Regions from separate parts of the Homo sapiens genome. Here all the other regions are linked to region 3. The links are chromatin loops, found by intact Hi-C in ENCODE. Cell type or tissue: HCT116. All regions are shown on one strand. Links, peaks and the distances in the headings refer to the core of each region. The heading gives the core; the rest is flanking DNA.

What was found. Hi-C counts contacts between places; a loop is a spot of excess contacts. Peaks named below come from ENCODE experiments on the same cell type or tissue, not always from the same donor. Only the 100,000 strongest peaks of a DNase experiment are listed, where the experiment ranks them.
Region 1: a loop joins it to region 3, with 7 times the contacts of the local background. A loop is called at or near these places in 24 of 110 quality-filtered maps.
Region 2: a loop joins it to region 3, with 3 times the contacts of the local background. A loop is called at or near these places in 4 of 110 quality-filtered maps.

What each region holds. Positions count from the first base shown.
Region 1 is chr20:21,043,659-21,054,183 of GRCh38, forward strand. No RefSeq gene overlaps it. Among named protein-coding and RNA genes, the nearest start is that of LINC00237, 57 kb to the right of the region's middle. RefSeq lists an enhancer at 8,924-9,424. In HCT116, for the core only: a CTCF peak has its summit at 5,331 (motif pointing right); a DNase peak (open chromatin) is centred at 5,343.
Region 2 is chr20:20,660,259-20,670,783 of GRCh38, forward strand. The region is part of intron 3 of RALGAPA2 (Ral GTPase activating protein catalytic subunit alpha 2); the gene reads right to left. Among named protein-coding and RNA genes, the nearest start is that of RALGAPA2, 47 kb to the right of the region's middle. RefSeq lists a silencer at 4,745-4,804. In HCT116, for the core only: a CTCF peak has its summit at 4,700 (motif pointing right); a DNase peak (open chromatin) is centred at 4,713.
Region 3 is chr20:21,500,173-21,510,697 of GRCh38, forward strand. LOC112268271 (translation initiation factor IF-2) reads right to left here and starts at 6,233. Exons shown (of 6, transcript NR_171654.1): 1 at 6,037-6,233; 2 at 1,999-2,143; 3 at 1,630-1,926; 4 at 1,331-1,506; 5 at 581-868; 6 at 1-150. It also overlaps the pseudogene GSTM3P1. RefSeq lists silencers at 3,391-3,520, 5,199-5,248 and enhancers at 5,070-5,570, 5,996-6,065, 7,741-9,211, 8,309-8,828. In HCT116, for the core only: CTCF peaks have their summits at 5,227 and 6,290 (motif pointing left); DNase peaks (open chromatin) are centred at 5,209, 6,039 and 6,289; H3K4me3 peaks cover 1,962 bases; H3K27ac peaks cover 1,019 bases.

The sequences.
Region 1 (10,525 bases), core at 2,641-7,640, 460 kb before region 3:
ATAATAACAACAGTAGTAGTAATAATAATAGTATTTTAGCATGTATTAAGCACTTTCTGTGTATTAGCACTATACTAAGCCTCTCGCAAACATTATCTCATTCATTCTTTACACTAACCCCATGATCTAGGAATTATTTTTCTCTCCAGGTCCAGGTTAGGAAACAAATTACAGAGGTTAAGGAACTTGCTCAGGGTTGTCCAGTTCTTGGTAACTGAGCCTAGAAACAAGCACAGGATGGTCTGAGCTCAGAGCCTAAGTCTTAGCATACAGGAAAACCAGACAGAACCGGGTGTGCCGGGGAATGAGAGACCAGGAATTCACAGCCAATTCAAATCTGTTCCACATAGATGGGCCCCCATCTTTGTTAAGTGAAATCATCCAATATTAGACTTCATTGCCCTCAGAGATGAAAATAACCAGGGCTCCCCCAAAACAGATGCTAAGACAGAAATTTAGGTGCAAGTAGGTTATTTGGGAGGTGATTCCAGGAAGGCTGCTGGGGGGATGGGGAGGCAAGCTGGGGAAGTGAGACAGGGAAGAGAAGGAAACCCCTATGAGGCAGACGAATGAGTGCTTCACTACTGTGGGCAATGGGCTTGCGCCCAGTGGGGACATCTGGGTGACTATGTCGAACACACCTCAGAGTTGTCCCACCCAAAGGCCGAGGAAGCTACGTTATTTATCCACCCACTCCTGTCTGCCTATGGTCCAGGGCCCCTCCCTGTAGCATTCATTTCTGAGCACTTCGGGCCTGTTGTTTGCTTATGCTGTGCAGGTTCTCTACCTGACACAGGCACTGGCATGTGCAAGGGTGGTGAGGGCAAGGGGACATGGGTGGGCCCTGACAGTGTTTGCTTCACCATATATGTCTCCAGAAGGTGGTTTTGGCTTCAAATTTGATGATCATTTCATCTTCTCACAAAGCCATCATTCTAAGAAAATTGCTCCAGCCAAGGGCTTGGAATTATGAGAACTGGAGGTAGAATATCTCTCTTCTCCTAGACCCCTCCAGGTGTTCACCTGTGAGAAAGGAGAGGGTTAGACACCCTCTGCATGAGACGTTGTTTGGCACCAAAGAGTCAAAGTCCATGCTGTAGACTTCCCAAGGCGCTAACTTCTGCTTGCCTCCCTCATCAGCATCTCTAAACTTCTGAGGGGCTGGGACAAATGGGCAGGTGAAACAAACCAGCGGACATATTCAAGGCAGGCAGGGAGTGGATTGGATACACATATTTCTTTTTCCTGAGAGAGGAGTTAAAAGCCCGTAGTGAAAGAATGAAGTGATAAACAGTATGGTCAGGGATATTTTAGCCTTGGAAATCCAGATGTAAGATATTATGAGTATGTTTGCTACATTGATTTGCTCCACTTTTTAGCACTTAAAAGGGAAAATGAGCTTTATATCACATTATAACTGACTGTGTAGTGTCGAGGGGTGTGTGCGCGTGCGCGCGCGTGTGTGTGTGTGTGTGTGTGTGTGTGTCTTATGCATAATCAAGAAAGACTCAAGAGTTTATAAAGACCGAGAGGGCAGGCATGAAATATGTCATAGACATATTGAAAGTGTGCTACTACCAAATATATTGCAAGCCAAATTTATATTGGAACCAAACCTGAATTCTGATTTTTGTTCCTTTTAACCAAAATAAAAAACTTTTCAACATTGAAAGCTTTGATGGAATCCCCATAGAAGGAATTTAGATGAAACTAAACATAATCTTCATTTTCATTTTAAAATTTAAATTGGGTGCTATATTACAAAGATATATTCCACAAAATACAATTTCAATGCCAAATCATCCAAGAATATGGGAAAGGTGATCTTCTAAAGGTTTGGGTTTTTTATTTTCTCCTGGAGCACTTTGTCTAGATAAGGTTGATTCCTGCCTTCTGTGACTATGATTTCAAATATGACTTCTCTGAACTTTATACCCTTATTTTGAAGGAAAGCATTTTAAGAGCAAAGGATAAAATTCAATTAATTGAGATGACAGAAAATAATCTATTAAGTGAATATATCAGGCAATTGGAAGCTTTCATACCTTTCAAAAAGGAAATAACCTATTTCTTGCCTTGTTATCTAATGACACAGGAGTTTATTTCTCTTGAAGCTGTTACAAATCTACCTAATGAGGCCTGAACACTGTTGCCAAGCAATTAGAGTTTTTATTGTGTCACTGATTTCCTTCATTTCCGCAGTCGCTGATAATCATTAGCCAATACTGTCTCCGTCTAAGAATGCACAGCGTGCATATGTGTGTCTGTGTGCATATGCGCGCACACACACACACACACACACACACACACACATTCAGCCTGCTGAGAATGCCTGTGGGGGAGACAGCCTCAGACAGTTACAAAATTTGTAAATTTCTGCACATCTTATTTGTCACTCATAAACAACAGAGTCCAGCAGAAGTGACTTCCAAGGCCAGGTCGTAAAAAGTAATGCAGTTTCCATCTTAGGAGCTGGAATACCTGCTCTTACAAAGTTCAGCTGCCACTGCAGCCCAAGGGCCCAGAGGCCCCCATGTTGTGAGGAAGCCCAAACAAGCCCATGCAGATGACCACATGGAGAGAGAAAGAAATTCCTGGCCGTCTCCATCTGCTGTGCCAGCTCCAGCCACCTACTGATGGCAACCACATGAAAGAAGACCCCAGCAGAAACTTCCCAAATTCCGGACCCACAGAAACCATAAATAGGAATAAAATGGTAGTTGGAGATTAAGCCAGTAAGTTTTGGCATGCTGTTGCACAGCAATACATAACCAGAACACTACATCCTAGAGCCTGAGTATGATTAGACTATTTCTCTATACACATTCCTTCTCTTAACCTATGCAGCAGATGTTATCAGTGCTGTCTACAGCCCCCTGACATTCATCATTTCCATACCAGCTGTCAACTTCCTACGGAAAGCTACTGTCACTCTTTGCCTGGGGGCTTTCCTGGCTCAGCCCATGTGGCCAGTGAGGGGCAGGAATGAAGTACCAGGGAGTTATTGACTCCAGAGAAGCCCTTAATTAATGGAAATGGAAATTTCTAGATAAGTAGCCCAACTCTTACCTCTCAGATGGAAAACTCCGATGCATGTTCACACCATCTACAGAGGTGCTGCACCTTCTCCCCAGCTGCTCACAGCAGCCTGATTTGCTAACACCTATCATGGGCTGCTCTGCCTGCTCTCCTCCCTACTGGTGCTTCCTGGCAACATTTGTCTGCAAATTCTCACCTCAGGGGCAGCTCCAGAGGGAATGAAGACTAAGACAATGGGGAACCAGGCTGAAGGGCAGTTGGATCAACCAGCTCCTCAACTGCTGCTTCAAATCCCATGAAGAGTGGAAGGGACACTCAGAGTGGAGCCTGAACTGTGCCCCACCTGAAACTAGATTCAGAAGGGGAATAAACACCCTCACTCATTCAGATGTATTAGCACCAGGAAGATGTACAAGCGAACATCAACACAATTGACAAATCATGCACATGTCCAGAGTGGGTAATTTTGCCACATACAGCCATTCCCCTTTCTTGCTCCAAATTTTGAAAAATTTTGGAGTTGGTAAGGATGTATTACATACTGACTGTATGCCTAGAGCTCTGTGAGACAAGAGTAACAATCGTGAGAGAAAAGGCACACCCCAATGTCACAGCACTAAGAATGCAGTCAGGGAAGCAGTGAGTTGTATTCACAGCAAAGCCACAGAGATGGCTCACAGCGACTCGGGTGAGAGGGTTGCAGAGAAGCAATCTCCACGCTGAGTGGTAATATCAGGGTAGTGATATCACTCATCTTCCCATTCCTAGGGAGCTGCTGTGCTTGGTGGAAGAGGACTTAACCAGCCAAGCTTGTGGGAACCCAAGCTATTTGCTTGGTACCTGACTGCAGAGGACACCGGCATGGTAATTGCCATTCGTGGAGTGCCTCCTCTGTGGCAGGCAGTGTTCAAGGGCTTTTATATGCAAGGTGGTGGCACTTTATGCAAAGGGTACTGTTCCTGAAGAAATCACATAATGCAAAGCTGCATGATTCAACATAAATCCCAAGGAAGGAGGTACTTCTGATCACCAGCCATGTGGCAACATCATAAACCAGTACACAGTTCATTCGACCTATCAGCTTTGAAATGACCCAATTCTAGATTAATTTTTATTTCATGGAGACTTGCATTGTTTCAAATTTGCAGCAAAAATATAAAATAACTAACATTGTATATAATACTAAATTCTCATAAAATATATCGTTATGACATAATCGTCATCTTCATGATTCTCCTAATAATTAAAAGCTAATATGTGTTAGTTAACGTTGCCATTCACTCATCACATAGTAATTCATAAAGAGCATCATGTTTTTAAATACCATAAGCCAAGCAGAGATGTTAACTCAATCTGCTACAAAGTAAATGTTGCCATTATTTCGTTTCGTAATTGGGGAAAACTGAGTCACAGCGAGGTTAAGTAACTTGCCTACAGTTACACAATTGATAGGTGGTGGAAAACTGGGACTCCAGGCCAGGCAGTCCGGCTCTAGAACCTATTACGCTCTCCACCACCAGGCTCTACTTCCTCATTCAAACCTTACAATGGCCCTAGATGGACATATTGCATGAAATAACTGAGACTGGAGTGGTTTAGCCAGAATTCCAACCTGGTTCTATCCAGCTGTAAAACCCACATGCCTGCATTCAGCTCGGCTGCATCCTGCCAGCATCTTATTTCTTGGCTGTATCAGGACCAAGATAGACTTATTCCAGCACACATCAAAGCTGACCTTGTCAACTCAGATACTTTTAATTCAATATAAAATAGAAAAATGCAGGGAAAATCCGTTTTTACCATGAAACTTGATAAGAAGCAGGAAGACATAGTGGTTGGTGACCTTATACCAATAATAGCACACATTTATTAAGTCCCTACTACAGACCAGGCACTGCCCTGGGAACCTTCTGGATGTTAGCTCCGTGAAGCCATATCACAGCCTAACGAGGTCAGCCCTGCTGTTCCTCCGGCCGTGCAGTTATCTCAGAGAGGCAAAGAGGAATGGAACTGGGAGGGTCTGCAGCTGTTTCTCTTAATAGACTGCTCTCATTGGGTCTCTCCTCAACTCATAAAGGTGCAAAGCAGCTCGGATCACGATGGGGAGGAAAAACAGGCAGGAGAGGTAGGTTGCTCAGAGGACGGCAACAGCAGTCCTTAGAATGCCCAGAGGTGAAAGCAGAGAAGATGTTTCCTTCACTAGTTCCCAGAGGCCCCAGAAGAGCTCAAGAGTTCCAGGTTAGGGATACCCTGTGAGCTTCCCGGAGGGCGGGCCCATCAGAGCCCATCAGAGCGCCCACTAGAGGGCAGAAGTGAGCAGAGGGGAATGAGGCTGGCACAAAAGGCACTGGGAGGGTGGAGGGAGAATGGATGCTGGTACAGTGGCCAGAGGGGACTGGGAAGTGAGGAAAATTGCCATGGTCCAGGTGAGGTATGAGAGTCCTCAGGGACCTCCTGTGTCTTTGGGACCTGGTTTTTCTGGAACTTTGAGAGACTGTGGCTCATTAAGGACTATTAGTTACTCTGATAAGCGTAATGGTGCATGCCGTCTTAAGGGCTGATTTTGCTGTCACTTAATTGAAATTTATCCCAATACATCTTCATCAGAACATTTGGAAATGGAACGGGCAAGGCAGCCCCACTGAGTGTATAGCAAAAGTGTGGGCTGAAAACTGGTAATCCACACATAGTGTAAAGAGAACGTGCTATGTAATTCTCACTAAGGTACTGCCCGGCACGGGAGCTATAGAGCTTGGCCCAGAGCCCCTTACCAGCTGCTGGGAGTGTTGGCTGCTAGGGATCTCAGCTGCCTCCCTCACTGCAGAATTGTCCTCAGGCCAAAAGGGAAGCTACTTACCCAGGAGGTTATGAGCCCATCCCATGCGCGGCCAGAGCCCAGTGACCACACCTTACAGGGCTCATAGATGCCTCAAGGGGCATGAACTCCACAGTGCAATTCACACTCCAGAGCTCCCCAGGGGGCTGGAGCTAAATCCCAGGCACAGATCATAGCTTTGCATAGCATTAACTGATGAAGTAGAAATGACATTTCCAGTTACCCAGCAGGGAGGGGTTTTTGAGGCCTACTCTCCATAGGCTGGTTAGTTCCAACTAGACAATACTTTAGAAATTAGCCAACCCATTTTCATCAAGGGTGGAATCCTGTGTGAGGCACTAAAAACCTAGAAACCACCCAATAAGTTAGGTAAAGCATCCACATACAACAATAAAGTACTACACAGATGGTGGAAATCTGGATATAGATGTAGATATCTCCTGGCATAGGAAGTACAAATTCAGGCTGTAGAGCCATGTGAATAGCATGGCCCCTTTATTTTACATTGATTGATTGATTTACTTACACACACATACACACACACACATACACAGTGTCTTAGTGATTGTGGTTCTTCCCAGATCAGGCTGAGACAAGGGCTTACATGTACATGGTCAGTGTATTTTGGAAAGAGACCACAGAAACGGGAGAGGGAGGCTAGAGAAGAAAGAGACAGAGAAAGAGGGATCATCACTACTGTGAACATCTGGGCCTAGGCCTATTTGGGACTCTCTGGAGCACTATGTAGACAGCCTTAGAATCATTCGCTTGAGGAACAGGACAGGGGCATTTTTATCCACTAGATATAGGCCCCATTGGTCAAGAGTTGCCCTATGAGGTGTTCATTCCTTTTCCCTTCCAGCGATCACCTGCACTGGAATGGTGGTGAGTGCTCCATCCTGCAGTGGCAGGGGTGCCCTGAGGCATACAGCAAGAGATAGGCAGGGGAGGTGGAGTTATACCTGCACAGCTGGTGGCCATGGCAACAACTGGAGTTAAAAGATGGGTCAAGGGGCTATGAAGAGGGCACAGGAGGTATACAATCCACATAGAGAAGTGTCAGGAAGGATATTTACCAAACTGTTGACGACAGTCATCCCTGAGAAGGAGGATTCTTTCTCTTCATTATGCTTTCCTGAACAGTTTAACTTTTTTCATAAAACTATACAACTTTTTGCAAAAAAAAAAAAAAAAAAGCCATATCAAAGAAGAAAACATCCCATTTGACTCCCTCATTTTACAGGTGAGTGATTCACATTTGGAGCAGGGCTCATGGACTCGTGGCTGGGAGCTGTCTGCAGTGTGAGCACAGTACTGTGGCCCCGCCAGCCCTGGGAATGTAAAGGCTATTGCCTACACAGCTGCAGCTCAGAGTGGACCATGAACAGACCAGGTAGTGCAGCCCCATGAGGAGCAAAGATGATGGGGCAGGAAGTCCAGATCCAGACAATAGCCACACACCCCTGCCCCCAATCCTGAGGAAATCGCTATTCTGAATGCCATCACCAAGTAGTTTTGCTTGAGCTTGAACTTCATTATTACAGGTCAATTTCCCCAGGAGGCAGAAGCTGAGTTTTTTTAGGCAATGCTCTTGGTATCAACACCTGTGAGGTGTGAATGAAGCAGATTGAGGCTGGACTCTGGACTGGAATGAGGTCTCAAGGTATCAGGTGATCCCATCAGGACCTCCAAGCTGTTGGAACAAGGGAGCTGACTTTATGCCCTGCACTGACGAATCATTGCGGTGTTTGTGCTTTTGGTGTTATATCTAAAAATATATTGCAATATCTGAGGTCATAAAAATTTACCTTTACGTTTTCTTCTAATAGTTTTATCATTTTAGCTCTTACATTTGGGTTTTTGGTCTATTTTGGGTTAATTTTTGTATACGGTATGAGGTAAGGTCCAACTTCGGTCTTATGGGTATGGTTATCCAGTTGTCCCTGCACCATTTGCTGAAAAGACTATTCTCCACTGAATGGTCTTGGCACCCTTGTTGAAAATCAGTTGGCCATGGGCACGTGATTTTATATCTGGACTCTCAATTCTATTCCATTGTTTACATGTCTATCCTTTTGCCAGTACTGCACTGTTTTGATTACTGTTGCTTTCTAGTAAGTTTTGGAATGTTGAAATGAGTGTTAACATGTTTTAACATGTCTTTTTGTAGACACATTCAATCATTTCTCTTGAATCTATGCCTGGGAGTGAAATTGCTGGTATGCATATATTTAATTTCAGTAGAAACTGCATAATAGTTTATACACGATTTATTTTTAGTAACATGTGGATATGAGTTTATACAAATCAATTTAATCAAAACCAATTGCACACCTGAATGTCATCAGTTGTCCTGAATTGCAACTGTTCTTATGTTTTCATGGTGAGTGGTGGTGGCCTTGCTCTCACAAAGTTTTTCTGTGACTTTCTGATCAACAAGTTCCGTGGAGGTGGTGATCTCTGGGAGGCAGAGTCCTCTGGGAAAAGGGCCTCAGGTTGACTTGGGAGGTCAGCCAGAGCAGGATCTAACACCTTACTCAAGAAGACAGAAAGCAGAGAAGAGGTCACAAGCAGCAACTCAACTGGTGAGCCTCCATTGGCCAAGGCCGCTGCATTGAAAGCACCTGTGGGCAAATCACAAAAGTCACCACTCTGGGGAGATGACCGGTGCCCCCTGTGATGGACCAATTCACAAAAAGCTCCCCTTCCTCTGCTGACTGAGCCCCATGCCTGGCTCAGGGTGTGGTGGACAGGCCGGGCAGGGCCAGGCATCAGCCTCCACTGGTCACTCTCATGAGTGGGCACCGCATGCGTGTTCTCAGGAGCCTGCCAGAGATTGTCCTGCTGTGACTGTGCTGACAGCCAACAAGAGACAAGAACCACATCAAAATTAGGAGGAAAGCTATAGCCCACCCCAGCACTGGGCTGGGTGCTTTAGGCAGGCCTAGCTGGCCTGCCCAGTTGCATCTCCCAGGGGTGCCTGACTTAGCATGGGTTCCCCCAAAGCAGGGCCTGAGATGAAGATTTGCGTTCCGGTGGTTTGTTTGGGGGCTGACCCCCAGGAAGCCCTGTGAGGAAGTGGGGAGAGTCAGGCAGGAGGGAACCCAGTGTGGGTAAGTGAGTGGGTGACTGCAGTGGGCGCCCAGGACAAAATCCCCAGGACGCTGTAGCTGTAGGGACGCCTCGGGGAGGCTGTAGGGAATTGTCCCTCTGAGTAGTGAGGACGCTGCATGTTTTTCCATTAATTCCCACCCTTCATTGATGGAGGGTCACTCCCAGGGTGTTAACTCCCGGGTGCTTCTGGTTTGCCCCATGGATGAGCACAGTCCACAGACAACACCCTCAGACAGAGAGACACAGGAAACTGACCTGGGAGGGAGTGTCAGCAGGACACCTCCTCAGTGGGTTAAGTGAGTGGTGGCAGGATACCGACAGCACCTGCTACATTCCCTAGGCCCAAAGTTAAGAGTTTCCCCTGCCCCCAGTAGGCCCACTGACTAAACCATACAGATTAGAATAGAGCAGCCAGTGAGACCCTGACCATTATTTATGTTCCCTCCTCTGTCACCCCAGATGTTGGGGGAGGGGTAGAGAGAGTGGGAAAATGTTGTTGCAAAAATGCAAAAACCCATGGCCTGGAGCAGATAAACCGTGCTTGAATGAATGGCTTGTTCTCTAGCAGAGAAGGAACTTTATTTGAATAGTTAATCCTCGCGTGTTGCAACAGCCCAAGATCACCCTGCAAAGGCTATTATTTGCCCAGAGCGTTGCAGGCTGGGGAAATCTTCATGTACCCCTTTTCCTTTTAAACACCAGATCCTATATCCAGGCTGAGATATTGGAAAGCAAATTGTGAGCCCCGTCTGCCAGCTGGGGGCATGCTGAGACAAAGGAAAGATTCTCGCTGGCAGAGCTCCCTGGCCAGGAGACCCTCATCTAGTAGGAAGGATTTTAACACATTCATTCCCATGTTACACGGCATTCCTCCATTCTTGAAAATGCTACGCCAAAAATATATCTTTCTGCTTGTTATCAGTTTATTCATAGTTTTAGATTCAGCTATAGCTCGTATGTGGTAAAAACCTAGGCCAGCTGAGGGGAAAACACTCTCCCCAGGGATCCATCTGATTTATAAATAAACAAGTGCTGCAGCTGTGGGGGTTGTGGAATGGAGCCCTCTGTGATTCTACAGGGAGGCTTCACACAGGATCTCTTCCGAAGACAAGGAGAACTTAAGGAACAAGAGTGTGTGTATGCCACAAAGTGATACTTCTAGTCTCAGCTCACTTTGAAAGGAACCCCTTAAGAACTTTACCCATAAAACTTCTTGAGTGAATTTGAGTCAGTTAAGCCAACTCAATTTGGTAGAAAATCATGCAACATTGCTGAAATTAACAGCCTCTCCAGCTAACAGGTAGAGAAACTAGAAAAGACCCAATGGCATTGCATTTATAGTGAAGAAAGAAAAATAAGCTGAGCCTCAGTTCAGAAAAGATTGGGGGCATTTTTGCAAAGCCTCTCATAAACACAAGCGAGAAGTCCATTTAAAATCCTAAATGAATGCTCAGAAAAATATCCAGGTTTCCCAATGTTAACCAACTGTTTGCTCACGTCTATATGATTAATACATATCCTAAAGCTGAGATTTAA
Region 2 (10,525 bases), core at 2,683-7,682, 840 kb before region 3:
TTGATACCTTTGCCTCTGTGAGTTCTCAATGATTTAATGGAGCCCTGACAGTTCACTCATGCCTGTATTTATATCGTGATGTTTATTTACCTTCCTGGTAACCTATTTAAAATTCTGGTTTCCTTAGCTGACTGACCTGTCTGAGAGATCAGATTTGTTCATTCTTAGGTTTCTCCCTAAACATTCCTAGTTAACATGTAGGTATCAACAAATATGAGAATTGCAGAGTTGATCGGAAGAGCATAATACAAAAGTACAGGCCTGTTTTTTTTTTTTATTTAAGTAGACATTTATGCAGTCCTTATTAAGCTCAAAGTGCCATGGAGAATACAAAAGCTTATAGTACCTGGCATCTAACCTCATGAAGTTTGACAGTAAAGTGAAAAGTAAAGCTTGAAAGTTTTGTATTTAAGAACCTCCCATTAAGGTTTTGGCTGTGTTCACGATCATGCATAAAATACTTTTTTCCTGTGTTCAGAAGGAAAATGAAATCCCTAATAATTGCTTTTGTGGGTACTGACAGTAGATAGAGCCTAGACTATGTCTCACCTCCCTCCCAGGTGACTTGGTTTGTGGGTACCCCAAGAATCTGTCTGCAACTAACACCAGTCTTGTTGAACAAAGGTTATTATGTACCTCCTGTGTGCTGTACAGTTGATCTTTAGGCAGAACCAAATGCAGGGTCTGTCATTTTCTTGAAATTATTGAGGTATTAGCCCTGTTTAAATGTGTAAAAAAGAAAAGAATACTCTAATAGGTAACATTACAATAAACTACTAAAGAGGGAAAAATAATATAAAATTAATAATAATCTGGGTATAAACTGCTTAAAATAGTTGAGAAGAAGTACAAAAGACATATGGAGTTAAAGTAAAAGTATAGGGCTATCATCGAATTTTGCTTTATTTATTTTTTTTTGAGACAGAGCCTCGCTCTGTTTCCCAGGCTGGAGAGCAATGGCGCAATCTTGGCTCACTGCAACCTCCACCACCCAGGCTCAAGTGATTCTTGTGCCTCAGCCTCCTGAGTAGCTGGGATTACAGGCGTGTGCCACCACATCCAGCTAATTTTTGTATCTTTTAGTAGAGACAGGGTTTCTCCATGTTGGTCAGGCTGGTCTTGAACTCTTGGCCTCAAGTAATCTGCCCACCTCGGCCTCCCAAAGTGCTGGGATTATAGGTGTGAGTCACTGTGCCTGGCTGAAATACTGCTTTGTTCTTGATATTAGAAGAAAAACAATGCAAATGATATTGTTAATTGAAAGATAGTTATTGGAATGAAAATAGAAAGTGCACCTTCCAAATTACAAAGCATATTCCATAAAGCCAAAATCAGTGACCTCTCCCCCAAAAACAAAGTTAGAAGAAAAGCTAAAACCAAGTGCAATGGGCATCAGAATACACAGATGTGTACTGGTTACCACACACAAAAAGTAGTAAGTATAAGCAGGTTAAATTCCCCTACCGAAGACCAAGTCCATCAGACCCAGCTTTCAAACACAGAAAGACTGACAATAAAATACAGAAAAGGAGGCTCACATGCACACACACCCACACAAAGCAATATTAATATCAAGTAAAAAAGTATTAACAGGACAAAGGGAATTATTTCAAATAGGTTAAATATGTAATTTACGATATACCTATAATACTTATGAATCTTTATGCAACAAATAACATAGCATGAAAATAAAACAATGGAGGCATACTCCATTAAAACAACTTTCAGAAACTAAAGGGGAAAAACACTTTTTAAATGGGGGATATTAACACACACTATCTTTGAGAAATAAAATAGGCAATACAGTATAATACGGAAGACTTGAATGTAGTTATAGCAAGACTGGTTTAACAGCTATATATCAAACTTCACAGAATCCAACATCTATGAAACATTTACAAAGTTATTATTCTAAGCGATGCAAATAAATCCCTCAAAGTAAGTGTTACACAGGTCACAAGCAAACTCAATACACTGGGAGTCCACCATCAAGAGTTTAAGCTAAAAAATTCTCAATTATTTGTGGATTTTAAACACTCAAGTTAAAAAAAAAAAGTAATTCTCAATTACTTGTGGATTTTAACACTCGAGTTAAAAAAACTGATTATATAAACGAAAAATAATCAACATTGTGATTCGCATATAACAAAAACTGGCCAAAGCTGAAATAAGAGACAAATCCATAGACTTGAATTTCCTACAATGCAAGAACTAAGTTTTAAACTCAAAAAATAGAAATAAAAAAGTTTTATTAAGGAAGAAATCAATAAAAATAAAAGCAAAAATGACTTACATAATGAAATTATCACCAAGTATTGTTAATCACTAAGCTACAGACAGTTGAACTGGTAGTACTGCAGGTAATTAAATATCCTCTTAATCAAACATTTATTTAATTCATTAAAAAATAGTCTTATTAAGTGCCCATTATGTGCGAGGTACCATGTGAGGGATCAGAGATACATAAAAGACACCATTCCTGCTCTAAAAGTTAGAGCCCTAAGAGGGAAAAGGTGAGAAAATCAGGGATGTCAGTACATGCACAAGGAAATGAAGACAGACAAGGTGCACTTCCAAAGGGAGAACACCCTTGAACTGAATCTTGAAGGACAACAGGGGTGAGCCAGGCAAGGAAGAGCATTTCAGGCAGACCAAACAGCAGCAAAAAATAAAAAGCCTTGCTGCTTATTTGGGGACCTGTAAGAGGCTGCCAGTGAGGGCAGAAGACAGGTGATAAGTGATAGAGAAGGAGGCAGACTAGACGAAGAACATTCTGAAGGCTATACTGGGGAGTGTGACTTTTGTCCTGAAGGCAATGAGAATCGAAATTACATCACACAGCATCTGAGGTGAGTGAGGGAGAGAGAAGGGGTAGAAGATTACAAACCAAAAGACTGCTTAGCAGGATACTCCACTGGTGGGGAAACTGAGGCTCTGAACAAAGTCTTAGGTAGTAGGCAGAAAAGAGATAAAAGAGCACCAGCACAAAATATACAGAGCCACAGAGTGAAGAAAAATACTACCAATACTGAACAAAATAAACAGTAGTCCTCCCTTATGCTAGGGAGATATGTTTCAAGACTCCCAAGGGATGCCTGAAACCACAGATAGTACCAAACCCTATATACACTGTGCACAAATTTCTTTTTCCTTCTTCACAATTTCATAGAAGATTCATTCTTACTGTAGATCTTAGCAACCTCAGCATATAGTTTTTTTCTTTCTTATTAAGTCAAGAACGCTCACCTTTTCACTTAAAGGAAGCACTGTACAGCTTCTCTTTGGCATATCTGATTGCCAGCATCACTACTCTTGTGTTTTGGAGCCATTATTATTATTACTATTATTTTTGAGACAGAGTCTCACTCTGTCACCCAGGCTGGAGCACAGTGGCGCGATCTCAGCTCACTACAATCTCTGCCTCCTGGGTTCAAGTGATTCTCAAGCCTCAGCCTCCTGAGTAGCTGGGATTACAGGAGCACACCACAACACCTAGCTAATTATTGTATTTTTAGTACAGACGAGGTTTCACCCTGTTGGCCAGGCTGGCCTCAAACTCCTGGCCTCAAGCAATCCACCTGCCTCAGCCTCCCAAAGTGCTGGGATTACAGGCATGAACCACCACGCCTGGCCTGGAGCCATTATTGAGTAAATTAAGAGTTACCTGAACACAAGCAATGTGATACCACAACAGTTTATCTGATAACCAGGACCACTGCTAAGTGACTGACAGTTAGCTAGCATCTACAGCATGGATCCACTGGACAAAAGAATGATTCATATCCCAGGCAGAATGGAGCAGGATGGTGAGAGATTTCACCACACTACTCAGAATGGCATGCAATTTAAAACTTATGAATGGTTTATTTCTTTAATTTTCCATTTAATGTTTTTGGACCCTGGTTGACCACGAGTAACCAAAACCTCAGAAGGTGAAACTGCAGATAAGGGGGACTACCGTATTAAGTAGTAAAATGTGATATTCAAAATGTTTTTTATTAGGTACAAAAAATGCAACCTTCAAAAACTGGAAAGGCAGCACTTAATAGATTTCAAGGTTATTTTTTCTCTTTGCTTAGGATCATGCAAAGGTCTAATCTCTTTTTAAAGAAAAAAATCACACTGCACCGGACTCCTCATTTTTTTAATGACGGAACGAACATTCAGTGACCTTCACAAATCCCCAAATTAGTAGCATATAATTCTACCCATAATATGTGGGTTTTGCCCCGAATAAAGCATTCACTAAAACAGATTCAAAAGGAGTCTTCTTCTCACAAAAGTATCTTACACAGGAGATCTCAGTCACAACCAAATCTGCCATGCTATTCTTCATTTCATGCAAGTTTCTATTTTCTGCCTGAAAACTACTGCATTTTTCCGATCTCTTCAGTTTTGGTACTAGCACTAGTTGGCCATCCGTTTTATGCCATGTTTTAGGGGAAAAAATCACTCCAAGACAGTTTCTATAGGAGTGATGAGTAGAGAATAACAAAACCCCAGTGAGATGCCACTACTTGGTTCCCACCACCCCATAAATTCAGAGGATTTAAACTCCTGCCTCAGCACAATTAGAAAGCATTGTACACCTGCAGGTTGTCTTGGGACTGGCCACCCTGTCAAATTCATTCAGCAAGTGCCCAAGGCCTGCAGGAAAAGCCAGTGCACAAAGGCTTCAAGCCAGACCCTTCCAACCTGTACAGTGTCACAAACCACATCAAACACTAGATGTCACTCTGTAACAGCCACCACACTACATATCCAAACAGAAAACAAGTAATAGACTTATAATAGCAAGTTTTTGTACAACTCTCTCCTAAAGGTATATATTAATTTAAAAAAAATCAACTTACCAAAACTGCATTAACAGATTAATTTTAATTAAAGAGAAAAAAGCTCTCTACATGTCTCCTGCTATCCTAACAATAAATAAACATGCTCAGGTTTCAGTGTGAATTTCCCATATCTTTAGCCCTAATGCAGTTTCTACCATCTGCCCTTAAAAGATTCTTGGAAGCATTTTTGCTAGTATTGCCTTCCACAGGATCTCCTCTTAAGAGTGTCAGTTACCAACACATCAAGTGGCACACTATGTGAAAGAGGCCAGCATGCCAGGAAGCTCAGGGCACCTGGACTGCAACAGATAACAACAAGAATGTAATTTCAGACTTCCACGAACATCTTATCTCCAGTGTCCCTTCCTCCAAGGTGAACTGAGTAATTTGGTATATCCCGTTGGGTCAATCCCAAGTTTCTCACCTATAAGTCTTGATGCAAAAGGGAGACTGCAGTCTTTAATACTAAATTTGCATATTAAACTATCCATTGAAACTGACTCCTTTCAACTCAAACATTTGTCTAATTAAAATTACTAACATTCTATAATAGGATAATCACATTTTAACCAGGAAAAGTGCATGCAAAGAATCTCCAAAATGGACCACATGTTTATATTTTGTTCCCACCTTCCGGTTTGTACAGATCATAGACATTTCACAATCAAAATCAGACACCAGAATAACCACATGCTATAGAGATAAAGGATCTCAGTCCTATGTTTTATTATTTCCCCAGTATCCAGTACAGGCGATAGCACCGAGGAGCAACTACAGAGCTAATTCACCACCACAGGCAACATATGAGACCAGTGAAAAAGGGTACCTTGGCCACCTGGCCCTCTACTGTGATCCCTGCAGAGCAGTCTCAAGGCAAGATCACACTATGCCATAACAATAATGTTATCATTTGGAGTTGTTCCCAACCAAGGGTTCAACATCAATAAAAGCCACAAGTATGGCTGGCATTACAAAGAAAGCCAGATGATTACACACCTCTATTATCATTTAAATATAGCCCCATGTCATAAATGTGACCCAAAATCTTAGTCATGCTAACTAGAGACATTCACTTTGCCAACTGGAACTCAGGGAGACTTTGGGGATGAGAGATGGGTGTCTTTGTCAGCTCAGTTCTTTTAAAAATGTTCTCCAGAAAATCTGAATTGATAGTGGCTTTTTCTCAATTGCAATCAGTCATTTAGAATTATGACAGTGACCAAAGAGCTGCATTCAAAATTGGAATCATTCTTTTAAAAGAAAACAAAATCTACTAAAGCATCTAAATATTTGAAATCCTCAATAAGAACTTAAATTCCAAGGATTTTAGAAGAATCTGCTTTTCTTGTTCATTTTAGTTGTTCTTGTCCCTCTTCCACTCAAAAACCGTGAAGTGGCCCTTACAGGAAACAAAATAAAAAGCAGTATCAGCCTGAGAGGTTTGTAGAGGAAGTCCTTCACCTCGGCATGGGAGGAGGGAGCAGCACGGAAGGATGGCTGCACACTGGACAGCCTGGAATAAGAAATAACAAAGCAGAGAAAAGCGCAGAAACTGTGGCAACTAGTTAATTGTAAAAATATGATTCTGCCACCTTGCTATGTATTATTTGCTTATAAGAAAAGCCATTAGCCATTGTATAAAGAAAGAAAAGGAATCGTTACTTAATCCTGTAGGACACCGAGCCTGAATCTGTTGACTTGCCTAGAATTCAGTTCAGGCATTTTCACTGAACCTCCACAGGAGCTTTTAATTTGTTTTCATTTTCAAAGAGTTACAAAAGATATGCAATTCTCACAAAAGAAGAGGAGGAGGCAGGGGTGGGGGGAGGAAAAGAGGAGGAGGAGAAGGAAAGGAAGAAGAAAGGAAATAAATCTCAGAATTGTTTGTAATCCTATTATATTCATAACTCTAGTTTTTCTTTAGGCAATTCACTATTAGTATCTGAAGTAAAATGGTGCTACTAAATGTGAAAAGTTATAAATGAATGCATTTGGATGGGAAATAAAATCAACATTCAAATTACTGGATTGCATATACAAAACAATGCTACAGAGAGTGAAAATCAGCCATTTGTTTCATCTTATTGGCACTGTACTGGATATAGCTATATTACTATTATCAGGAAAATCATTAAAAATTCTTTTCCCCTACTCTAAGGAAAAAAATTAGGGGCTAAATCCACTATCTATATAAGCTCACCTGGAGCAATGAAGAACAAGAGACCCAGTGCTGAATTCCATTAAAGTAAGACATAGATTCCACTACATCCCTGGATTCACCACTGGTCAAATTATGAATCCCAAACATAACTACACCCAGACTGTGCACATGCTGAGTCCAGCCATCCAATCCAGCATAACACCAAACTGCAGAGAAGGAAGGGAGTCAGTACATATAGGCGTGTAATAAATCGCAAGCAATCAAATTTCAATACCAAAGGAAAAACAAAAGCTAGCATCCACAATATTATTTTTCTTTCTCTGTATGTCCTAGAAGAAACCCACATGTCATCTGCACTTGCTGTGTGGTTCACCTGCTGCAGTTTGCCTCTTCCACCAATGCTTCTCAAATAAGAATCTCCTACCAAAGGACGGGTGAGAAAGAGACATGGTGCATCATCCTGGAGTGCACTGAAACTGTTTTCTTTATCTTGAAGGGGAAACAGATGGAGAAAGGTTGAAGGTGTGGTGGGGAGATGAAGTCCTAAGGAATTTGGCTAGCCTTTATTTAACATTATTTTCATTTTAAAAAATGCATGAAAACAGTAGAATGACATTGTGCATGGCTTTTCAATTCTGTTTGCAGAGGGTCACTTTGGAGCCATGCTTCTCCAACCTGTGGAGGTAAATGCTCATTCCCCTCAGCCAAGGGCACTCTGGTAATAAGAAGAAGCCCAGAGAAACCATTTCAGTAAAATCCTAAACCTTAAGTCAAAGTCCCCTGCATTACAAGGATACAGATGTACAAGATACTAAGGATTTAACCATGTTTAACAATGAAAAGTGGTCTTTCAAACGATGAGATACGGCTCTACTGGAGGACTCTAGAGCCTCCCTGTCCAATACAGTAGCCACTAGCCACATGGATCACCTGAGGCCAGGAGTTTGAGACCAGCCTGACCAATATGGTAAAATCTCATCTCTACTAAGAATACAAAAATTAGCCAGGCATGGTGGCAGGTGCCTGTAGTCCCAGCTACTTGGGAGGCTGAGGCAGGAGAATTGCTTGAACCCATGAGGCGGAGGTTGCAGTGAACCAAGATAGTGCCACTGCACTCCAGCCTGAGCAACAGAGCGAGACTGTGTCTCAAAAAAAGAAAAGAAAAGAAAAGAAAAAAGTAACAAAGGATTGTTAAGTCACGGTTGTTGGCTTTGGAAGAATTTGCTTTTCTTGTTCATTTTATATGTCCTTGTCCCTCTTCCACTCAAAAATATGTACAAAAATGCACATAAAAAACATGGAGTTAGAGTTTTTACACTCTCATTAGGAAACTAAGGCATAGCCACATTAAGGGATAACTATGGATATCCAGCCACAGTCAAATGATAACACAAGGCAGGGCTATTATATGAGTCCAAAGGAAAGAATGAGCACTTCCAGCAGGAGTTGCCAGGAGAAATTGGTGGGTCTAAACAGGTCCTGAGAGAATGGGCCAGATGGGGAGAAGAGCTAAGGGCAGTCCCTGAAAAGAGAACTGAATAAACTAAGAGGCAGAAGTGAAACTATGCAAAGAGAGATAAAGGGGCAGTGTTAGCCCGACAGAGCACTTCCACAGAGTAACCACAAAATATGAAGAAGAGCTACACTGAGAGCCAGGGAGAGGACTGTGAGTGTTAGACCAGCCTGGGCCACACTTTACAGACTATAAAGAACTCATTCAGGTCTCTAGGAAGGCTAATGACAAGATAGAAACAGGGTTTAATATAGTGGGGTAATTTAAATAAAATTTAGAATAAAGAATCTGTTTATCTGTGATTTCAAATCCTGTGATATTTGAAGAACATCCAAATGAGTGGCACTCCAATGCCAGAACATGTTTACGTTTTGAAATTAAGCCTCTTGTGTCGATGTATTTTAATTGGAGTGTGGGAGGGTGAGGAAATATCAAATTCTATAAACTTTCTAAAACATACATGTATAACTCCAAACTATTCTATTTCTCTAGTAAAAGGGGATGGCATACAACATGGCAGAAAGCTTGAAACAGTATCTCTGAATTAACTATATTGTCTTATTCTCTGTATTCTTGATGTGCTGACATCTGGGGCCTCAATGACATAGGAAGGATGCCCCTCCAAGGGTTAGCAAATTCCCAAAGATAGTGGCTCAGAGCATGTTTCTGATATGCAAACCAACCAATCCCAAATCCGTAACCCCAACCACATCCTTTTATGGACTCTATCCCCCTCCCCTCAATCATCCAGGGGCCAGGTGCTGGACAACCAGGAGCTACCCCTACAGCCCTGTCAGCTGAAATTATTCAAACTATCCAGTCCTAAGCCTATGTAGTTTACTTACCTGGCCTTGCCCATTCCTTCCTGCAAAAAAACACAATAAAAGCTCCTGCCCTCAGTTCTGTCTCTGTCGCTCCCTTTCCTCTTTGCGTACTGATTTTGCCTTGGTGCTTCCCTGTTTGGCTCTGTGTGACATGTCTGTTTCTAGAGGCCTGTGAGCATAATTAAAACTTCTTCCTTCATAACAATCATTTTCATGTTTCTGTGCCTTACCACACCTGATTAAAACGAATCTCAGGTACCATTAAAATAACCTGTCAAGCTTGAATCCAGAAGGTTCTCAATGTGAATTATTTGATCTTGAGACCCATTCACCAAGTACCTTGTGTTTCTACACCAACTCTCCTTTCCCTTATGCAGGTAACTAATTCAAGAACCATCACCAAAATATCACTTCTGAAAAGAACCATTCAGGATTTTCTGTGATTCAGAAGGTCATTACTGGAGCTCTGACATGAATTCATTCTTACCAGTAGACTCTTCCGCTCACCACGAAATGGTAATTTATACTCCATGAGGACGGGAGGCTCTGGCTACCTTGCTCATTGTTGTATCTCCAGCACCTACGTGTGTCTGACACAGTGCATACCTAATAAATGTGTCTGATGAATAAATGAATTGTAAAGAATAGTATATGTTGATATAGACAGCCTATGGAATACAGCTTAGAAAGAATACCAACACTCCTAAGTGGTAGGCAGCATGCCAGTAAGTTAGAATAATAGGTTCTAGAGTTAGACTAAAGGTTAAATCCCTACTCTCCCATTTACTAAGTGTGCACCCTTGGGCAAGTCACCTAACCCTACAAAGCCTCCAACATTTCATTCATAAAAACTGGGAAGACCAAACCTACTTCAGAAGGAAAGGATTAAACAGACTAGCCCATGTAAAACATGTAGATTCCGGTTAAGATGGTAAATGTAAATTCATGTTGTGGAGTCCCACATCATCATCCCCACATCTCCATTTGAAAGACAAAGCAATGATGGATGAAATATGGTTTTTAAAGTACAGTAAGAGTCATAACCATAGTAAAAAAAAAAAAAAAAGTATGATAGGCCAGGCATAGTGGCTCATGCCTGTAATCCCAGCACTTTGTGAGGCCGAGGCACATGGATCACCTGAGGTCAGGAGTTCAAGACCAGCCTGGCCAACATGGTGAAACCCTGTCTCTA
Region 3 (10,525 bases), core at 2,581-7,580:
ATAGTCTTAATTTTAAAGACACTATGTTCAACATTTCCTGTGTCTCTCAGCAGGGTTTCACTGTGGAAGTGCACGAGAGTGCAGCAGGGAGACCTCGCTGACCGTCTCGCTCCTCAGCCACAGGCCACCTGGCTTTGTCAGTTTCCTTATCTGGAAAATTCGTGGAGGGAGTCATTACAAAATGATGCTAAGATTTCCTCTGGTTCCAATATTCAACATATTTTTTGATTACTTTTTACTCATATGGCTTGATTTATTTCCCAAATGATTCAAGGACCCTTTTCAAAAGGTCCTCCCCTTGATCTGGAGCGGCCGTCACTGTGGCAGCTACCTACTGACAGTGCAATAGCAGGCCATCTCTAGGGTGACACCTGGAATTGCCTGCCAAGCCCTTGCCACCCAAAGTGTGGTCCTGCCCCAGCAGCACCAGCGTCTCCCTGGAGCTCATGAGAAATGCAGAATGCCAGGGCTGCTGAACACGAATCTGCATTTTATCCAAATCCCAGGTGATTCGTTTGTATCCCAAAGCTTGAGGAACTGTGATCCAGGCCCTGGGGAAGCAAGAATGAGCACAACTCACCTGAGTAGAACTCGGCCAGAGGGGAATCAAGCAGACATGGGGGACGTGCCCAGCTCCAGACCCTCCTAGCCACACTGGAACATGGCTGTCCCCTCAGGGTTTGTCCAGGTGAGTCTGAGCTCCTTCCCTGGGTACAGTCATTCTTTCGGTGTGGAGAACACCTTTGGCTCTGGAGTCTATTTACTCAGGGACTCATTGTCTGCACTCACAGCCTCTTTCCTCCATCTCATTAATACGCAGTTGAAGCACTCTGATTTGCAGCAGGCTTTTTACGCACACCCTATGGTCCTGTAAGATCTTTAAAGTTAGGATTAGAATACTGGTTCTACAGGATACACCTAGAGTTAGGTGGACCTTGGGCCATGTGCTTATAAGTCCCCAAAAGGCTCAAGGGAATGCTGACTTTACATTCTGGGAGTCCACAGGAGGCCTAGAGAAACATGAGGGAAGGAAGAACAGGATTTCATCAGATTGGGATTTGGGAAATGGCTGTTTCAAATAGAGGAGAGGACAAGGTGGGATTTAGTGTACAAAGACCCAAGGCGCCGTCCTCAGAGGCACAGAGAGCATCATCATGTCATCCAAGCCCTATGGAGATGGGTGACCGGGATGTTCTGGGGCTGATACTGGACACCTGCCTGCTCCTGGGAGGGAAACGGTGATCCATCTGCAGAAGCCCCTGGCCATGGTGGCAGCCAATGGCTGGATGTGAAATTCAAGCTAGACGTGGACATTCCTAATCTGCCTTACCTCACAGATGGGAAGAACAGGATCGTCCACAATCCTGGACATCCTGGATCGTCCCGCGGCGCTCACAAGCACGCTTCTTCAGAGTGCTGAGACTGAAGAAGGAAAGGTGCCAGGAGACATCAGGGAGGACCAAATGGTGGAATACCACCTGCAGCTGAAACAGCTCCACCATGACCCTGACATGAAACATGGAAGCCTCCATACTCGGAACTGCAACCTGGGCAGCTGAAACATTTCTCCTTGTTTCTGAGGAAGTCATGGTTTCCAGGGGGAAAGCTCACCTTTTTGGATATTCTTACCTGTGATGTCTTAGATCAGAACTGTATGTTTGAGCTCAAGTGCCTGTATGAGTTCCCAAATCTGAGGACTTCATGCACCACATTGCAGCTTTGGAGGAAAGAGCTGCCCCTGTGCAATCTGCCTGTTCTTCGGGATGCCAGTCAGCAGCGAGATGGCCCAGTGGGGACCAAGAGCGTATGCTGAGCAGGACACAGATGCACACTGCGTGTTTCGTTCCATCCTGTCTCTAGGGGCCTGCACTCTATCTTCTCTGCTCTTTTCAATAGCATTTAGGCTAAAAAACAAAACAGAAAAGTCTGAAGCAGAGAGAAATTCAAGATAGAACTCTAAGACCAGGTGGCTTAAACAACAGAAATGTATTTTCTTACAGTTCTGGAGGCTGGAAGTCTAGGATCAAGGTGTCAGGAGGGCTGGTTTCTTCTGAGGCCTCTCTCCTTGGCTTGCAAGTGGCATTTCCTTCCCATGTCCTCACATGCCCTCCCCTCTGCGTGTCTGTACCGATTTCTTCTTCTGCTAAAGACACCGGTCATACTGAAGTAGGGCCTACCCTAATGAATTCATTTTAACCCAGTTAGCTCTTTAAAGGTTCTATTTCTAAATATGGTCACATTTTAAGATACTGGGGGTTAGGACTTCAACATGAATTTTGGGGCACATGGCTCAGCCACTCATCTCCACAGCCTCTTCTGAGGAATGAGAGTGGCTCTTTCTGCATGCAGTTGTCACACCCTGTGCCTGTGTCATGTGTCCCTGTGCCTTGAGTGTCCAAGTCAAAAGTAACCATATGGGCTGGACTTCGAGAAGCCACTTGCCCCTCAGGTGTTTTGGACACTGAACCTGACCAATGGGGGCTCTGCAAACCGGGGGTGCCTCCCTGACCCAGTCAGATTCTCCCTCTAGGAAGGGGGACTGCCACATTCTGGGAGCTCCTTTGTCATAGGAAAAGACCAAGTCACTGGCTTTGAGGATGGGTCCTGAGGGAACAAGTGCCATAGTTCTGGACCTGCACGAGGGCAGCTGTGTGTCCCAGGCTTGGCCATGAGAAGCCAGAGAGATGGGCCAGCTGCTGTTTAGTCTCCATGTCCCTCACTACGTAGTTCCCTGTGCTAACTGCCTCCTTGCAGCCCAAAAACTCTACTTAGTACAGAAGGACGCATCAACAATGGACATTCCCAAGGAACACATGGGGAAAGAGGCCATTAAAATAGGCCCTGAAGTCATGAGTGACCTCTGGAGACCAATGCTAGGTCTAAGATAAAGGCAGAGTAACAGCTCAAGTGTCTGTGTCTTTGGGGTCCCCCAGATGCAGACCCTGAGACAAAGATTCATGTGCAAGTAGTTAATGGGGACCAACAAGGAAATGGAAAAATGAGAAAGTGAAGGGAAAAAGAATCAACACGAGAGGTGGTAATGAGAAGATTGCCACTGAAGACAACTAGGGCTCAGTCCCACTGGGGGCCTGTGGGAAATGGCGAACATGTCTCAGGGTTGTTCCACCTGGGGCCAGGAAGCTGGGCCATATATCCTGCAACCTCCACCTGAAACTGCGTGAAGACCATGAACTCCCCAGCCCTAGCCACCTGTCTAATGGGCCCAGCACCCTCCTGCTCACCTCCAGGCAGAGACTTGCAGATGCTGGCAGCGGGAAGCCAGCACAAGGGAAAAGGGAGTGCACAGGGGCTGTGGGCAGTGGCTGCATTCTGCGGCAAGCTCTGCCTCCTCCCCTGAGTCACAGAGCAGGAGTTCCAACCACAGCTCTCTCTGCTCAAAGCAGCTGGCTGTTCACTGGGTGAAAAGGACTGCTGATTTCTGAGCGATGCCTTGTGGTCAGACCATCAAGTATCAGATCCTCTGTCACAGACACAAAAAGCTGATTCCTTTTGTTTTACCTTCTACATCTAACTATCCTTCATTTCATACCCATTCCACACAATTCATCTTACCCTACAGAGGCTGATGGGGTAATTCTTTTATTTTGTAGCTAGTAAAGAAACATGGAGAGATCTGGAAGTAGATACTTAAGTAAAATTCCTTTTAATAATTCTTGTGGTTAGACACAGTGGCTCACATTTGTAATCCCAGTGCTTTGGGAGGCCAAGGTGGGAGGATAGCTTGAGGCCAGGAGTTTGAGACCAACCTTGGAAACACAGTGAGACCACATCTCTACACAAAAATAAAAAATAGCTGGGCACGGTGGTGCCTGCCCGTGGTCCCAGCTCTTGGGAAGGCTGAGACAGGAGGCTCTTTTGAGCCCAGGAGTTCAAGGCTGCAATGAGCTATGATAGCATCAATGAACTACATCCTGGGTGTCAGAGCGAGATCCTGTCTCAGAAAAAAAATGAAACAAAACAAAGCAAAAAGTTGCAAATCTCTCAGATTAGGGAGCCCAACACTATGCACAGAAGAACAAGTTAACTTATTTTACCTTTTCCCCACATTAGGCAAAAAAGTAATCATTTAATTAAAGCAGTAAGATCAATTGGCTACTGAAAAATCTATTTTTTGGTACACATTATCATCCTGGGGGGAGAGGGGAGTTGCTCATGTCATCGAAACCATGGAAGGCCCAGGCCCAGGCCCAGGAGTGAGAACAGGCTCCGGAGCGTGCCCCTCAGGTGCACCCTCAGCCTACTCCCCCTCAGTTCTCAGGGGACACTCGCTGGCCGAGATGGCCACTTGGCACCCAGTGGAGGTGCTGGTGTACATACAGGCTTCCCCGAGGATGACAAGGGGTTGGCCCAGCCCCCACCAACCAGGATGGGACCTGGGCACTGGCTGCCAGAGGAGAACTGGCAGAACCCTGCCCTGTGGAGAAGTCACCTAACTGCCTTCTGCAGAGTGGGAGGGCATCTTTGTCCTCCCCCACCCCTGCCCACTCTTCTGGAATAGGAGAGGACGCCCTGGTAGATCCCACCTCCACTCCCAGAATGCTTTTCTTTGTCAGAACACTGGCTTGATTATAAGATCGGGTGCTTAACTTCTCTGAAACAGGCTCCTCTGCAGAAGGACAGATTGGCTATGATGATCTGATTAGACGACGAGGAGAAGCAGCCTGGCCTAGAAGGTGCTCAGTACGTGGCAGCGGTGATGGTCATCGTCTTCAGGTGCGAGAGAGGCTGGGGTCAGCGACCTGGGGCTTTCTTTGTATCATTTTATGAAGAAAGGTAAAAATACCACAGGCGAGAACAAGCAGCAAAGGGCGGATGAGATTTTTCATCTGCAGCTTTGAATTGATACCTTTAAGTATTGAGCTATTCTTTTGTTAGGACAGAACACGTTATTCCATTAGAAGAGAACATTTTGGGGTGGTGGAAGTGTTCCACGTCCTGTGTGGGGTGACAGTTACACGCATGTCACATCAGCAGTCTGAGGAGGGAGGGGAGAAGGGCCGGGCTGGATACCTTCAGCCTCTTCATCGCACTCCAGGCACCAAGTGCAAGGGCAGGGAGTTTTCATTATTTAGGGAATGCAGCCCTGGTGTAGAGGACACCTCGCGGAGACATCTCGAGTCCCGCAGGTGTCTGAGCTGCGCTGCGCGCCCCAGCCGGGAAGCCTTTTCTTATCCAACCGCGCCGCCCCGCGGAAAGCCTGGGTACTGCAGACGCCCTCACCGGCCCACCGACAGCTGGTTTTGAAGCGGGGGCTTAGAAAAGTAAAGGGGACAGTGTTTGGAGCCACGATGCCTTTGATGTGAGGCGGTTCCACCCAACAATCAACGAATCAAGCTGGAACTGCAGGCCCTACTTTTGTTGGGGGGAGGACCTTAAGGAATGTCACCCCCTTGTCCCCTACCCTCTGCCCCACGCCCAGCCTCTCAGAAGGCACCAGGCGTGAGTAGAGTGCGAGGCGTCCACACCCTCGTGTCCCTTCCATTCCCGGACACCTTTGCACCCTAGCCGAGGCCTCAGCACGGAGTGAGGGTTGCCTGGGGTGCCCTGCTGTGTGTGGGGCGTTCTTGCCTCCCGGGCCCTGACCCCACGGTCTGGGTCGGCGAGGCGTCTCTCCCTGGCGTCTGGACTGTGCGCCTGCCCCGCTTCCAGGCGACGAACGGCAGGAGCCGGGGGTCCGGCGGGACCCGGATCCAGGGCGGGCGGAAGGCGAGGGTCTCTCCTTCCCGGAACCCCCGCCCCGGAAACCTGCAACCAAACCGGGTCCCTCCTCCGCATCGCTCCCGCGCTCCCGGGCCGCCTCCCCACGCGGGCACCCACTCTCCGGGCCCTCGCAGCACCGCCCTCTCCGCGTCCACCCGCGCGGCCGACGCCGCCAGGGGCCCTGAGATCGCGGAGACAGCGCGCCCTGGCGCCTGGTGGGGCCCTCCCAGTGGCCAGAGCGCTCCTGGACCAGTCGGCTGTGGTCTGTGCCCAAACACGATGGAAACCGGGGCTGGGACGGGCGGTGGTACGCACGTGGAGGAGAAGAGGCATGGCGGGAAAACCACAGCCGAACACAGGTCGACTCGCACCTCCCAGGCACCCGCCGCCGTCTGACTCGCGGCTCTCCCCAAGGTTCCGACTCGCCGCCACCTCTTGGCACCACTCACCGGGCTCCGACCCGGGCCGCGAGTCCGCTGATGCGCAGCTGCCTCCGGCGGCTCCCGGGCTCTGCCCGGACCCGCGCGCAGAGACGCTCGGGAACGCTGGGCTCGGGCGCCTCCTGGCGGCGGCAGCACGCGGCACACGCTCGGTTCTCCGGCCCGAGGGGGCGCGTGGAGCGTACGCGGGATCCGCGCGCGGGCCTGGGCTGCTGGCCCACATTTCCCCGCTTGCTCGGATGGCGGCGCTGAGGCCTATTCGCCTCTTTATTAATAACGATGCCTCGGGAGGGAAAAAATAGAGCCTTTAAAAATCAGAGTGCGAGAGAGGAGTGTGTGTGTGTGTGTGTGTGTGTGTGTGTGTGTGTGTCTCGGGGCGTTGGTGAAAGCAATAAAACTCAGATCGCTTCCTTGGCGAGATAGCGGCGGCTATAATGCGCCGGGGGGATCAGGGGTTTATTTGCAGATCCTGGATAAAAGATGATATATCGACACGGTTTAGAGTGTCACTGCGCTTGGCCTCTCAGGGAGCCACAAGTACATATTTCCTGAAATACCGCCCAGCACAGTATCTAATCCGCCCGCCACTTAACACCGGGAGGGGAACTTCAGCAGCGCACAAGCGCGCTCCCGGTTTCCTGGTTCTGGGTGGGGAGAGCCCAAATGAGAAGGATCTGGTATGCCTAGACGCCCCCTCCCCTGGCCTTTGTCTTCAGTCCAAGTAATCACTTAGCGATGGGCCTTAATAAATACGTCTGAGAACTGTCCTTATGCTCGGTAAATATTGGATTAGCTTTTCAATGACCAGGCTCTTGAAAAGGCTCGAGAAATACACACCAGGTCTCAACTAAGCCCAACAGTCAATAGGTAAGGAAATAAGTTATTTCCCCATCTGAGGTGGGGAATGTTGGGAAGGGGGACTTCCACTCTTACCAAATTATCTGATTCTACTAAATATGACCGTTGTACTAAATAGGAAAGGGGGCGCATCCAAGTTTCCCATTAGTCGGAATTTCCACCAGCTCAGTTCTGCTCATTAAGGGCCGAGTGACTTTGTGGGGAACATATCTGGGTTCCAGTTTTTATTTCCACAGAGCTCAGCATAAACTATTTTTGTTTAGTACATATGGTTTATTTGGGGACTGCTTATGGGAGTTTTGACCTGGCAATTGCAGGGGAGAAGGCATGACCCAAATTATTTCCGACTGCCTCGCGCCAATTTGGACCGCTTAGAGGAGGCAAAAAATGGGCAAATTCCTTGGAAGCCCTGCTGTGTCTCCCTGGTACTGAATTTTGTAAGCACGCGATACAGGAGACATTGAAAATTAAAGAGGAAGTATCTCCCTCCTCCAACATGGGGAGAGACGCTGTTGGAAGAAGTTTCTGAAGTGGTTTCCCATCGCACCAAGAGGCCAGTGGGATGGATCCCCGCGCATAATTCAAAGGAACGCGCGCGTCTTTAGCTCTTCGGGGTTGGTAACCAAGTGGTCCGGCCGGGCGCAAGTCGCCTTGGAACCGGCTGCAGCCCAAGTCTAGCTGGGCCCGGGACTGAGCGGCACCCTTGGCCTCTCAGAACCTTTCTCGCGGTGAGTGGAAGGGCGGCTCCGCGCGCGGGCGCTTCGGGGCCGGTCGGTTGCGAAATCAGGGGGTGGATTTTCATCTACCCAGGAGCCGCTAAGCCCGTAGGGGACCGAGCATCACCCAGGCCCTGGGTACCCTGAGTTGCCTCCTGAGCCCCAGGACGGTCCGATGGTGCAGAGCTCCCAGGCAGAAGTTAGTTTCCTGATACACACACAGCAGTGAGCAAAGTGCGCACAAGTGAGCCAAACCCTGAAGACGCAGGTTCGCGGACTCCCATCCCAGCGTTAGAGTCAAGGAGACAGAAGAGAGGAAGGAGAGAAGTGAGGAAGGGAGAGAGATTATGAGAAAAAGAGATTATGAAAGTAGAGAAAGAGATTATGAGAGCGAGATTATGAGAAGAGAGAAAAAGAGAGATTTTGAGAGAGAGAGACAGAATGAGAGAGATCCAACTTTCAGTGTCACGGGGCCTAGGCGGGGCAAGCGCCCTCCGAAGCCATCAAAGACAGGGGTGGCTTTTTCTCCCCTCCTCCAGCCTCCTCCCCAATAGATATAGCACGAATTTTTAATGCGTCTTCCTTTCACAGACAACAATACAGGGTTTGAAAGCCGGACACAATTTAGGTTTTGTGCGGGTCCCTCCTCGCGCTCCCTCGGCCCAGCTGGCCATATGGAATCCAGCATGGAGCCCGTGGATGACAAAGGGACCCAGTGACAGGCCCAACAAAACCCCAAGGAGACTTCTGCCTGACTCCGGGATTCACTGCCGGCGATAAGCGCGCTGAATGGTGCGGGGTGGGGCGGGGGGTGGGGGGCGGGCCCCTTCTCCTTCTTCCCCTCTCTCTGTCCCCGCGATCCTTTCTCTGTCCCTTTTTAATATGCACGCCTCTAACATCTCCGGCTCCCAGCTTTCCCATTGTGCGGTTTTGTACCGCCCGCTGTAGATTGGGCGAAGATAGACTGCTGAAGCGGACCCCGCGCCGGGTGCGCTCCCAGGGCGCTGGGGTTAGGGCCACACAGGGCTCCGCAGGCGCTTTTATTGACTCCATGGGGACCCGAGGACAGAGAGAGGCGGGCGCCGGGTCCACCTCCCGGGCTCCCGGCCGGCCACAGGAGCGCACACCCAGATTGCAGGCCCGCGGTCCTGGCCACAGCTCCAAATTTGTCCTCAATGAGCAAGTGGTGGAAGCCTGCCAGGGTGAGGACCTTCCACGCTTCCCCCTTCCTCTCTGGAAACCTGAGGGTCTCTTGTGATCATTCTCACCCTGGAAGCCCTGGGGCCTGGAAAAGTCAAAATGGCCTCAGGCCTTCTGACAGCTCCGCTCCAAGAGACTTGAAACCCTCACCTTTCCTCCCAAGAGGATTTTGGGATTAGGGGAAGTTGCAAGTGGATGTTGAGTGGTTAGTACCAGGGCAGGTTGGGCGTTCAATTATTGCACAACAAACTATTTGGGAGAAATTCGTTGGCCTTTAAAAACAGTAAGACATAAGCCCCCAAACATTGCCAAGCTAGTGTGGAGAACAAAGGGAGACCTTTTAGCATTTAGAAAAACTGCCCTTTCCCCGAGGATGAGCCCGGAGATGGGAAAGGACCTTTACTGGGGTATTAGAAAGACTTCCGAGCCCTCAATTATCCAGGGGCGGTGTGGAACGCGGGAATAAAGTGTCATCGCGTCCCTGGGCTGCTGCGCAGAGTGCTATCGACGCACAGATTTGGTCGCACGGATAATCATGTTTGCTTTAGATATTGAATTAAACCTGATCATCAACTACAGGGAGCGAGAAAGTCAGCTGGGACCGCTCCTTTTGCCCGGCCTCCTCACTGCCACCCAACCCCCCAGCCTTGATGGTGCAGCTTCGGAGAGAACAGAGATACAATTTCCAAATGCGCCGACGTTCAGTCCCTCAGCGTCTGCAGCACCCGCTGGGCTCTGAGCTAGAGTCCCAAGTATTTTTAGAAACCCGCGAGATAGAGGAGAAAGGCTCATCCTCCAGTTGGCCAGGCTTCCTAAGACGCTCCCCCGCGTGGCCAAGTGTGCGCCAGCATCTGCCAAGGAGATCTTCCTCCAGCAACAAGGGTGGGACGGAATCCGTTCCCCGCCGGAAAGATGGATGCGCCCTTCCCGGGCGTGCCCGGGGCTGTGTGCCCACTTCCCATCCGGGGAGCTCACCCCACCCCCAAACCTCTACTTCCTAGCAATCCACCCAGTTCCACGCTCAAGGGCTGACCTGGGGGGACCGCACACCCTGGTTCGGACCGCCGAACGCTGGAGGGAAGGAGGCCCGGGATCCAGTCCCCGGAGAGAGGCCTGGAAGCCCGGAAAGGATGGGAGCGTAAGGGAAGGGAGAGGCATGGTTTGCTGGGATTGCCAAAGATTCTCGCTCCCTGGCTTCCTGGGGCCAAAGATCCTAGGGAGGGCTGCAGTATCCCCTCCCTCCCCCGAGCCCAGAACCCCGCGTACTTCCCCCAAGCCCCCTAAGCCAAAGCCTCGCGCGCCCTGACCGTTCCCACCCCCAGCCTTAGCGGTCTCCTAGGTCAGCACCAGCCCGCAGATTTTGAAAAGGAGTGGGGAGTGGGGAGAAGGCAGCCAGTCTTAACCTCAGACCCCCACCCACCCACTTTCTTAGCGTGAGGTAAGTCAAATGTAACAAAGTGAAAGTCATCGAGTGTAGTGGCTTCAACAGCTTCTCAGGCTGAAGGAGCCACTCATAGATTTGGGCCAGCGAGGGGGGTTTGCTCTCCTCGCCTTTGCGGCTCCCGAAGTCACTTTTCCTCCCGTAGCCGG